Regions from separate parts of the Homo sapiens genome. Here region 1 is linked to region 2. Evidence: chromatin contacts called from ENCODE Hi-C data. All regions are on one chromosome and are shown on one strand. Each heading gives the region's core, a stretch centred on a gene start or an enhancer-like site at or near the end of the contact. The rest is flanking DNA. Distances are from core to core; before and after follow the strand shown. Region 1 holds the start of STRIT1 (small transmembrane regulator of ion transport 1). Region 2 has its middle 7.3 kb from the start of LINC01487.

Region 1 (5,504 bases), core at 1,912-4,411, 60 kb after region 2:
CAGCCTCAGCCCACTTTCTCTATAGTTTTTTCCAGAGGGAAGGGGGGATAATTTTTTGTAATGTGATTAAATTTATCAAACTTTTTTTAATGACATGCATTTTTCATCACAGCTAAACATTTTTCTCACTCAGAATATAGAGAAATTCACTCATAATTTCTTATTGTCCTGAAGAAATTCTTATGCATACCAAAGTGCCAGTTTATGATCCAAGTTTGTAAAGTGATGTCAAACATTGCATTGTTTAACATGAGACATTTAATAATCAGTCATGTTCATAGTTTTCTTAATTCTTCTAAATGATGTCAATCTGATATCTTCTTGCCTGAAAGACAAAACATTCCATTAGTAAAATAGAAAAGATTGTTTCTGGAGTAATTTAGACTATAAATAAACATTCAATTATTAAAACCCTTACCTTTCTAAGAGAAGACAACATAAATCATTATGATGCAGCCCACAATCCAGCCAATCAGGAGAAGAATAGGAACCAGAAGGTGTGAAAATGTAGACCCCGCTTTAAAATAAACCGTAGAAAACAGATTATATTGGTCATTTTCATATTAAATTTTCTGTGTCAAGAGAATAAAAGGAATTTGGTAACATTAAGAAAAAAGCATACACTCTCTAGTTATACCCATACATAATTATTTTTTCTTTTCTACAGAGAATACGTGAGACTGTCATAAACCCTGGGTATTTTGAATCAAACCATGGGTCTTTTACTGTTATGTGACCTTTGGCAATTCTGGGCTTGAACTTTCCTACTGGTAAAATATGAATAATGAAACTTGTGCTCTCTACCTCCTGGAATAGTTTTGAACATCAAATGACATAACATATGTGCAAAGCTTTGTAAACTCTAACCACCGTGTGTGTTTAGTGTATACAGAACACATTCATGCATTTGTGCAATAACATATACAGCAGCTATTTATATAAAAAACAATCTAATACAACTCTGAGGCAATTCCCACTAAAGTAAATAATTATAACACAAGGAAAGGTATTGAGAACTGTCCTTGGCCTCAATAGCTGAATGTAATTTTAAATATCACAGGGAAAAGGAAAGTATCATACATTATGTAACCATTCTTGACTACAGAAAAGAATTTCTATTGTTTAAAAATTGTTCAGTATAACAACCAGCACTGAACCTGAATCAATGGGCAGTAATAATCCAACACACACATAAATGGCGTTTGTTATATATGATTCCTTCTGTGCCTCCTATTTGTACTCTTACCTGTAAAAAGCAATTTATACAAGTATCTTTTTTAAAGTATGCACTGCATGTAACTCTTGTTCTTTCAAGCAAACATACACAGGCATACACACAGAAATCCACACCTACATCACACAAAAAGATTTAGAAAGAGCGCAGAAAAACATTCTATGGAATTAATGTCCCTGTGTTAAGGACTCAGATATATTCTTAACTGCAAAGCATAATTAGATCTTATGCCATTAGTTAAAAGAGAGAATGCATATTCTTAGCAATTATACTCCTATTACAATTTCCATCACTTTAAAATGTGAAATTTTTAAAAATGCTATTAAAATAAAATCATCAGGAGATGAGACACATTTAAAATTAGAAGACACTTTTATAAAAGCAAACTTTCTGAAGTTGAAATAAATTTTAATACTTTAAATCAATTTTTCCAAGAATGCTAGAGTCTCTCTTAACTGACAAAATTCAACATGCTTTTCTTGTTTCTCCATCTCACTGTGACCTTGTATAAGGCATTAAGCACTAAATGGAAAACTCTTCTCTTTACTTGACATGTGGTATTGCTTAAGGATAAAGCAAACAACATGAGTTGCCCTTTACTCTCATTTGGACGAAAGCCTTTTTATGAATTAAGGTACCATTACAATGGAAGTACATAGCAGTAATTTTTTTGAACTGTCTAGGTATGTGGCTTTATATTTTTCCCAATTTCAAAGAATTTGAAAATTAATATTAACCCTTTAATTGTGCATTTATATTTTATACATGCATATTTTAATAAAATTTACATATCACAAAGCCCTAAAAGTATCTCATTATTTACTTTCCTTGTAAAATAGTACCAGTAGCACTAACTGTGCATTTTAACACCCAAAGTATACATTCCATTGTTTTTTTAACACTAATGTTTTCAACTTTACTAATACCTGTGGAATTGTTTGGAAGTAGAAATACGTAAGAGCACAACATACTTTGCATATGTCACTTACATTACTAGCACAAATAAGAACAAAACATCTCTTAAACATGAAGTGTAATTCTAAAATGCTTCTCTCTTGTCCAGTTCTGAGCATATCAAAGTAGTTACAGCTGGAAGTGTTCTTGAGGACACTGTGCTCTGGAAAAGACTGTCCAGGTTAAACACCTGGTGCCACCACTCTTTAGCGATCATGAACAAGTTACTAAACTGCTGTGTCTCCATTTTCTTATCTATAAAATGGGGATGATGATGATATGCATATTTCACAAGGTCATTGTCAAGATTCAAAGCAAAAATTCCTGTTTAATATTTAAAAACCATTTCTTAGATACAGTATATATTCAACTTTTTGACAAATTGGAATCAATTATTTTATATAACTATAAAATATAAATACAAAAAAATGTTTAAAAACCAGAAAAAAGTTAGATGTGGAACAAAAATTTTAGGTGTGGAATAGATGCCTGAGCCCAATATTCTCATTTTACTGTCAGAAAACAGACTCAGAGAGGTATAGGGACTTCTGCAAACTCACATAGCCATTTACTAGCAGGTCTGACACAGAACTTAACTGTCTTCAATTCTGGCTCAGAATTGAAATCAGGAGAACTGATTTCTAACTCACCTTTCAAAATAAGTATTAACAAAATTAAGCTCTTTTCCTTTGTTGATCATTTTAAAATTATTCATAACCTATAGACCTGATCCATAGATTACATAATTAATGCATTTTTGCAGCCACACTAACATATATGGTTAATGGTCATTTAGCATAGATATCACATTTTTTAGAGTGACTGGGAAACACCAAGAAACATAAATGAACCAAAGTCAAGAAGCCTTTTTTTTTTTTTTGCCAAGAGAATCCTATGCCTTAAATCTTACCTTTTTCAGCCATTATTCCTGTTGGTGGGTGGCTAGGTCAGGCCACGCTTACCTCTTTCTTTTGTTATCCAGCGTCTCTTTGAACTTTAAATAGAGAGAAATCTGAAGATTGCGGCAGCTGCCCGTCTCCTGGCTGCCAATTGTCTGCAGAGTGATGTAAGTCATGGGAAAGCAGAACTCCTCTGGCTCTTTATTCTATTATTATGGAGGAAACGAGGGGCTACATGACCTAAACAATTAGGTAAGCTGAATTATCCTAATGCAGATATTCGCAGGTTTTTAATTTGCACCATGCCTTTAGGTAACATGAAGAAAATGTTCTATAAAGAAGGTGTACAGAGGAAAAACAACATTCCACCTATACAAGTGCTATCAAGGAGAAGGGTGATATATTAGAAAGAAAGGATTTTGATGTTGGAGAGACTTGGGTTCAAATTCCAGCTCTTTCTGTAATGAAAGCCAAGTTGCTTAACCTGGGAATCAGCTTCTTTAGTTTTAAAATGAGGATAATAATACCTACTCATGGGAGTCGCATAAAGATGAAATGAAAGTCTGTATGAAATGTAGACAGTTCTTTATTACTTTACAGGTGGAAAACATAAAATGAAATGGTGCCCCTTTCTTTGAACTATTCTAAAACAAAAAGTGTTAATATAAATGTACTAGAAACTAAAACAATACAGACGTCGCCTAGAATTTTTAGGAAGCAGTCATAAGCTTGTTGTTTTTATTAGCAATGTATAAAAATAGGACATTTCATTTTTCAAAGTCCAAACTGGTTTATGTAACTGACCTAGACTATTCTCTATATTCTCATTGGAATAACTTTAAATTGGGGATCTGGCTGGAAAAGTTTTGCAGAGTGACCCTGTGAGCATCTTCCCAAAAAAAATTTGACATAAGATTAAGACCTGTAAAGGCAGGTCTGGCCTGATCAAATTTATCTCCACAGAGTTCCAAGAGTGATATTGCCTTGCAAATGACCATGTTCCATCACTGCTCAAAAATCCACCAATAGTTCTTCATCTCCTAGACAATAAAAATCCCAACTCTTTGTTTAGACACCTAAAAACCCTTATTTCTCTACTCTTCCATTTGCAGTGATAACTTCAGTGACACTGAACTCCTTGCTATTATATGAATTCAGAATCCTCCCACTCTCACAGGCAAGAAGAACATTTGACTTTCTACCTCAAATAATGTACCTATAGATTAGAGTGTGCAGCCAAGAATCTGGCACATTTATATCATTTATGTCAAGTTGTCATCTCTCTCCTCAGTCTCTCTCTCAATATATTATTTAATATTGAAAAAATGTCTGGCTATGTCAGGTAAGCAGAAAAACTACGTATTGTTTATGCAACAAAATCCCTTGCTTACCTGGCAAAGTTGGGTATTTTTTTCAATATTAAATAATAATACGTTAAACAAAGGTTAACTGAGGCCAAAAGAGAGAGAAGAAATAAAAATGTTATTGATCTCATTTAAATATAAAAAATGTTAATTCAGTAAGTTCAAATGAACACTAATTATCTTAAGGAAAAAAATGATATTTAAAACAAACAGTGTGGTACCCACAAAGAGCACAAACATACATAATAAAATAAAATAATTTGCCTGAAACATATGAAAAGGTTTCTACATTTTAAATACTCATTTCCATTTCAATTATATTAAGCTTTCTTCTTGACATGAAATTGACTATTATTAACATTATTGCTGTCAATTTGGAGTTTGAGGAGGGATTAGTTTATAATTCATCATTTATTTTCCTTACTTTTCTATGGAAAGAAGAAGAGAAAAAACTAACTTAATCAACATGAATTTCTCAGACTTCAGAAAAGAATTCAACCTAGAATCTCATTTCCTTGGTTATATCATCAGTAAATTTTTTAAAAAATATAAGTTTTATAATATTTAATCAGGAAAGGATGTTTTATTCATTAATAGACTGGTTTCACTTTGAGCTTATAAACCCAAGGGCCTATATTTGACCGTTTTCTAATCTTTCTCTTAGGACATACTAATTAGGAACATTTTCTACTTTTTTACTTTACATACTGTCTTAAACATTTAGCTCTCAAATCCCTTATTCTCAAGGTGACATTAGATTCTTCAGAGATATGTGAGCCGAAAAATTTAAATATTTGGTTTTTCTTTAAAATATTTAAGAATTCTTCACTTTTCAAATATTTTTCACTACTAATGTCTGGAATTATAGTACATAGACCTGACCATGGTGGATGCTCATGGATCTTTGCTTCATGGCTGGCTGACTGGGTAGGTGGATGTAATAAGTGCAGTATAAGGTAGCTTAGTTTGCACTCTAAACAAAGGTTTACTTATGGCAATACCTAAAAGAGTAATAAGAAATAAAATGATCTTAACTATACTCTAGCCTTATAA
Region 2 (5,415 bases), core at 1,223-3,722:
AATGTGTCTGTTTACTTCTCCAACCCCTGTCTGGAAGATGGTAGATATGTTATAAATGTACAGGGGAAAGGGAGTGGGAAGATGGAAGAGGCTGGGATCTGACCCCAAATCATGAGAACAACAATCCCAGTAATCTGCTAAAATCTTTTATAGTTGAATTTGATGAACAGCTCCAAGTAGCGCAATGTGGCCTGGAGGTGCTGGTGGTAATGCCACCAACACCATCACTTACCAATAGAATGGCCATGTTACTTCATATCCCAAGGGACATTTCTCACATTGGGATATAGGAAACAATCTATGGGATTATATATATATGTATACGTATATATATATATGTATGTATATATGTGTGTGTATATATACATATATATACACACACATATATATACACACACACATACATACATATATATATATATCTTCTAGGAGTATCAATTGCACTTTAATTGTTCACTTTACACATTTTTATTGAAGATCTATCATATTCTAGACACAAGGGTATGCAATCTAACATAAAATTTTATATTAAACACAAATGTATCATGGAGAAGACAAAATTACCGTGAATTTTTTAGAAACAGACAAAAAGTATTCATCCTCGCAGTGGTATCATACTAATTTCCTGGCACATCAGAGGTAGGCGTGCACTCTCCTCAGTGGTTAAGGGTGCAGAGTATAAGAAATCTTCATTTGGGAGGCATAGCATTAGGAGAAATACCTAATGTAAACGACGAGTTGATGGGTGCAGCAAACCAACATGGCACATGTATACCTATGTAACGAACCTGCACATTGTGCACACGTGCCCCAGAACTTAAAGTATAATAAAGAAAAAGAAATTTTCATTTAAAATATTAACAAAAATGCTTTTGTTATAATGTCTTCCTGTACCATAGGTCAAAAATTGGTAGCCTAAGGCCTAATCTGCAGATGTGTCTTATATGAACCACAGAGTAATTTGTTTCATTACAACTTGAATTGGTGGCCAATATTTAAGACTCAGGGGTTTCATTTGCTATGTTGACTTTCTGGCTTCTTGTGGAAACAAACAAACAAAAAAAAACTGAAAGAGCTATCATCCTTGAGACCACATCCTCATGTGACCACAACAGCTGGTGCTGGGCTTCTGCGTCCCCATTCGGATTAAAGACCTGGTCCCAGTAGCCCTGTCTACACCACCAACCAGACCTGTGGCCTACTTCTCTTGTCCATGCTACCTGCCTGGCCCTAGGAAATATTGGAATGTGTGCCCCTGTTCCAGACTGACACTGAACCACTTGGGTCCTTTTCTAGTACTTAACACTGTCTTCTCTAACTTCAATGTTTCAAATTTTCAAGACACTAGTCTTCACAGTCAAATCCAGAAATTGAGCCTTATCTGCCCAAGTCACAAATCAGAGAACCACAGAGCTGGAATGGACCCGCCTTTCTGATCATGGTGTAGGATTCTGAAGGCTGCCACATAATCACAGGGATCAGAAAGAGCCCCAAGTTCACCTGAGTGACACTTGAGGAAAGAGTCAGGATTAAAATATACATCTTCCCCAAATACAGAGTCCCAGGAAAATCAGGCAAAGAGAGATTAAAAGAAGGTTAGACCAGGTTATTTTAGAGCATTCACTCTTATCACAGGGCACAGACTCCATCCCACAGTTGGGAAAGGGGAAAAGAGGATCCCAAATGTCTTTAGATTCTGGCAAGAATAAGTGGGCGTAGCCTCTTCACTAAGACAAGCAGGAAAATGGATCCCAAATTTCCATAGCACTCTGTGTGTGTGGTTGTCACTGTATCCACCTCAGGGACAGTGAACATTCACCATGAGTCATGGTTTTGTTTTCTGGGCTCAGTAGCCTGTGGTCTGGCAGGAATCGAGGTCTGTGATTTTGCAACAGCTGTTCGTGTCACCTGGAAAGGCAACTGAGCAAGCAATGGGATAATTTTTATCAGCTCATGAGCACTGGCTTTGCCTGCCAAAAGGCCATGTTTCTCAGCTAGAAAATTATATTCATATCTGGAACCAGTATAGAGTCTTAAATGCCTTAAATGCCAGGATCTAAATTCTTACTTTATGCTACATAGTCCTAAATTATTCTCATAGTCTCGAATTCAAATTTAAGGCATACTAACTCCTAAAGGTCATGGCTATAACATATTTTCAGATGTTACCATAACTTGGAGAGAATCTTCAGCAAATAGGGTGGAGATGAAGGCTCATTCTATCTCTTTAACTTAAAATTACTTTCTTAAAATGACTTTCTGATGGCATCAGGGAGCAGCCGTCCTGTTCTCTATTTAGGACTTTAATACATAAACTTCTCTCAAGCAACTGTTCCAAGCTCGTTCATGTCACCTTTTAGCTCTGGTCTTTCCAGATCTCATTTTTGGCCCATCTTCTGGGCAAGTCTCCCTAGCCCATGATCTTGCATTTGCCTTTCTCTGGGCCCCTTCCAGCTTCTCTATGGAGAGAGGCACAATGTCCTTTGGACTGCAGCCAAGGGAGAAACACTGACTCCATGATGACCATAGGCACTGACTGTTCCCTGAAAACAGCACATAGCAGTGACAGAAGGATGCCAGGGGGACTGCTCATTCCCTTCCTGCTGTGGGAACCTCTATTAACGTGTGTGGGATAATAAAACCAGCTACTTTTATCAGCAGATGTCACATAAAAACTGACCAACATACTTAACTAGCAGGTCAAAGATCTGAGCCATAGTCAAGTTCTGAAAAATGATTAAGTGAAAATCTAACAAATCTGTCAGTAACACTAATTGGAAACTCATCAAGATTTTCTAATCTAAATGCCCTCAAAATAACATTATTATTTTGAAAGCAGTCTGATGGTGACAGGGAGGTTTCAAGGCAAAAAGTATTTACATGTGTGGAATATGAGAGGAGAGTGGAGTGAAATATTTTATTTAGGTCATTATCTAATAAGATTATCTGTCTGCTGTTTCCAGATTCAAAGATAGTGTCAACAGAAAATTATAGATACAATATATTGCAGTCCATGTGTGTGGTTGTCATTTTTTGATATGCAATCATCTACTTTTAATACTGCTTCTTGGTCTCATCCACTCTGGGCCTGTTATTGCAAAGTACTGACTCCAACACTAATAATTCTTTTTCTTTTTCTAATTACTGTCACTATTTTTTTTTTTTACTTTTATTTTAGGTGCAGGGGCACATGTGCAGGTTTGTTGTATAGGTAAATTGTGTGTTGCAGGGATTTGGTGTACAGACTATTTCATCACCCATGTATTCAGCATAGTACCCGAGGGGTTTTCCAATCCTCGCCCTCCTCCCACCTTCCACCATCAAGTAGGCCCAGATGTCTGATGTTCCCTTTTTTGTGTCCATATGTACTCAGTGTTTAGCTCCCACTTATAAAAAAGAACATGCAATATTTGGTTTTCTGTTCCCATGTTAGTTTACTTAGCATGATGGCCTCTAGCTCCATCCATGTTGCTGTGTAAGACATGCTCTCATTCTTTTCACAGTTGCATAGTATTCCATGGCATGTAAGTACCACATTTTCTTTATCCAGTTTACCACTGATGGGCATTTGAGTTGATTCCATGTCTTTGCTATTGTAAATAGTGCTGCAATGAACATACACATGCATATGTCTTTATGGCAGGAAAATTTATATTCCTTTGGATATAAACCCAATAATGGGATTGATGAGTCAAATGATAGTTCTGTTTTTAGTGCTTTGAGAAATCACCTGAGTGCTTTCCACAATAGCTGTACTAATTTACGTTCCCACCAGCAGTGCATATGCACTCCCTTTTCTCCACAACCTCATCAATATATGTTCTTTTTTGACTTTTTATAGTAGTCATTCTGACTGGCATGAGATGGTATGCTATGGTGGTTTTGATGTGCATTTCTCTAATGATTAGTGATGCTGAGCATTTATTCATATGCTGTTGGCCACATATAAGTCTTCTTCTGAAAAGTGTTCATGCCCTTTGCCCACTTTTAATGGAGTTGTTTGTTTTCTGCTTGTAAATTTGTTTAAGTTCTTTATAGATTCTGGATATTAAACCTTTGTTGGATGCATAGTTTGCAAATATTTTCACCCATTCTATAGCTTGTTTTCTGTTTCTGTTGATACGGAAATATTCTGTTGATGCTTTCTTTCACTGTGCAGAAGCTCTTTGTCAATTTTTGTTTTTATTGCAATTGCTCTTGGCATCCTCATCATGCAATCTTTGCCAGGTCCTGTGTCCAAAATGGTATTTCCTAGGTTACCCTCCAGGATTTTTATAGTTTTACATTTTACATTTAAGTCTTCAATCCATTTGAATTACTTTTTGTATATGGTGGCGGGGTGAGGTTTCAGAAAGGGTCCAGTTTCAAACTTCTGCATATGGCTAGCTAGTTATCCCAGCACCATTTATTGACTCGGGAGTCCCCATTGCTTTTGTTTTCAATTTTGTTGAAGATCAGATGGTTGTAGGTCTGACATTATTCCTGGGCTCTCTATTCTGTTCCACTGGTCTATGTGTCTGTTTTTGTACCAGTACAATGCTGTTTTGATTACTATAGACTTGTAATATAGTATGAAGTCGGGTAACGTGATACCTCCCGCTTTCTTCTTTTTGCTTAGGATTACCCTGGCTATTCAGGCTCTTTTTGGGTTCAATATGAATTTTTAATTTTTTTCTAATTCTGTGAAGAATGTCACTGGTAGTTTGATAGGAATAGCATTGAATCTGTAAATTGCTTGCGCAGTATGGCCATTTTGATGATATTGATTCTTCCTATCCATGGAATATTTTTCCGTTTGTTTGTGCCATCTCTGATTTCTTTGACCTGTGTTTTATAATTCTCATTGTAGAGATCTTTCTCCTCCCTGCTTAGCTGTATTCCTATGTATTTTATTCTTTTTGTGGCTATTGTGAATAGGATCGCATTTTTGATTTGGCTCTCAGCTTGGATGTTGTTGGTGTAGGAATGCTACTGACTTTTGTACATTGATTTTGTATACTGAAACTTTGCTGAAGTTGTTTATCAGATGAAAGATCTTTTGGGAAAAGACTGGGGTTTTCCAAGTATGGAATCACATTATTTGCAAACAGAAATTGTTTGTCTTCCTCTCCTTCTATTTGGATGTCTTTTATTTCTTTCTCTTGCCTGATTGCTCTGGCTAAGACTTCCAGTACTATGTTGAATAGTAGTAGTGAGAGAAGGCATCCTTATCTTATTCCAGTTTTCAAGGAGAATGCTCCCACCTTTTGCCCATTCAGTATAATGTTGGCTGTAGGTTTGCCATAGATGGCTCCTATTATTTTCAAGCATGTTCCATCAATGTCTAGTTTGTTCAGGGTTTTTAACATGAAGGGATGCTGAATTTTATCAAAAGCCTTTTTTGCATCTATTGAGATGGTCATGTGATTTTGTTTT

The links. A loop is a pair of places that touch in the nucleus more often than their neighbours do. Pooled maps may share reads with other maps.
Region 1: a loop to region 2 is called in a map of gastrocnemius medialis, with 8 times the contacts of the local background. The contact joins the promoter of STRIT1 here to the enhancer-like site in region 2. A Hi-C loop is called at or near these places in 3 of 168 maps with a recorded cell type or tissue (gastrocnemius medialis and psoas muscle) and 4 of 50 pooled maps.

Annotation. Positions count from the first base shown.
Region 1 is chr3:155,290,522-155,296,025 of GRCh38, forward strand. It overlaps STRIT1 (small transmembrane regulator of ion transport 1), which reads right to left and starts at 3,162. Exons shown (of 3, transcript NM_001352129.2): 1 at 3,099-3,162; 2 at 419-517; 3 at 1-325. The coding sequence starts at 3,111. The coding sequence ends at 423.
Region 2 is chr3:155,230,904-155,236,318 of GRCh38, forward strand. No RefSeq gene overlaps it. Among named protein-coding and RNA genes, the nearest start is that of LINC01487, 7.3 kb to the right of the region's middle. Within about 2 kb of position 2,473, at least 16 of the 41 ENCODE cell types and tissues checked have a DNase peak (open chromatin) inside an H3K27ac peak, as active enhancers do; they include gastrocnemius medialis and psoas muscle, where a contact is called at or near this core.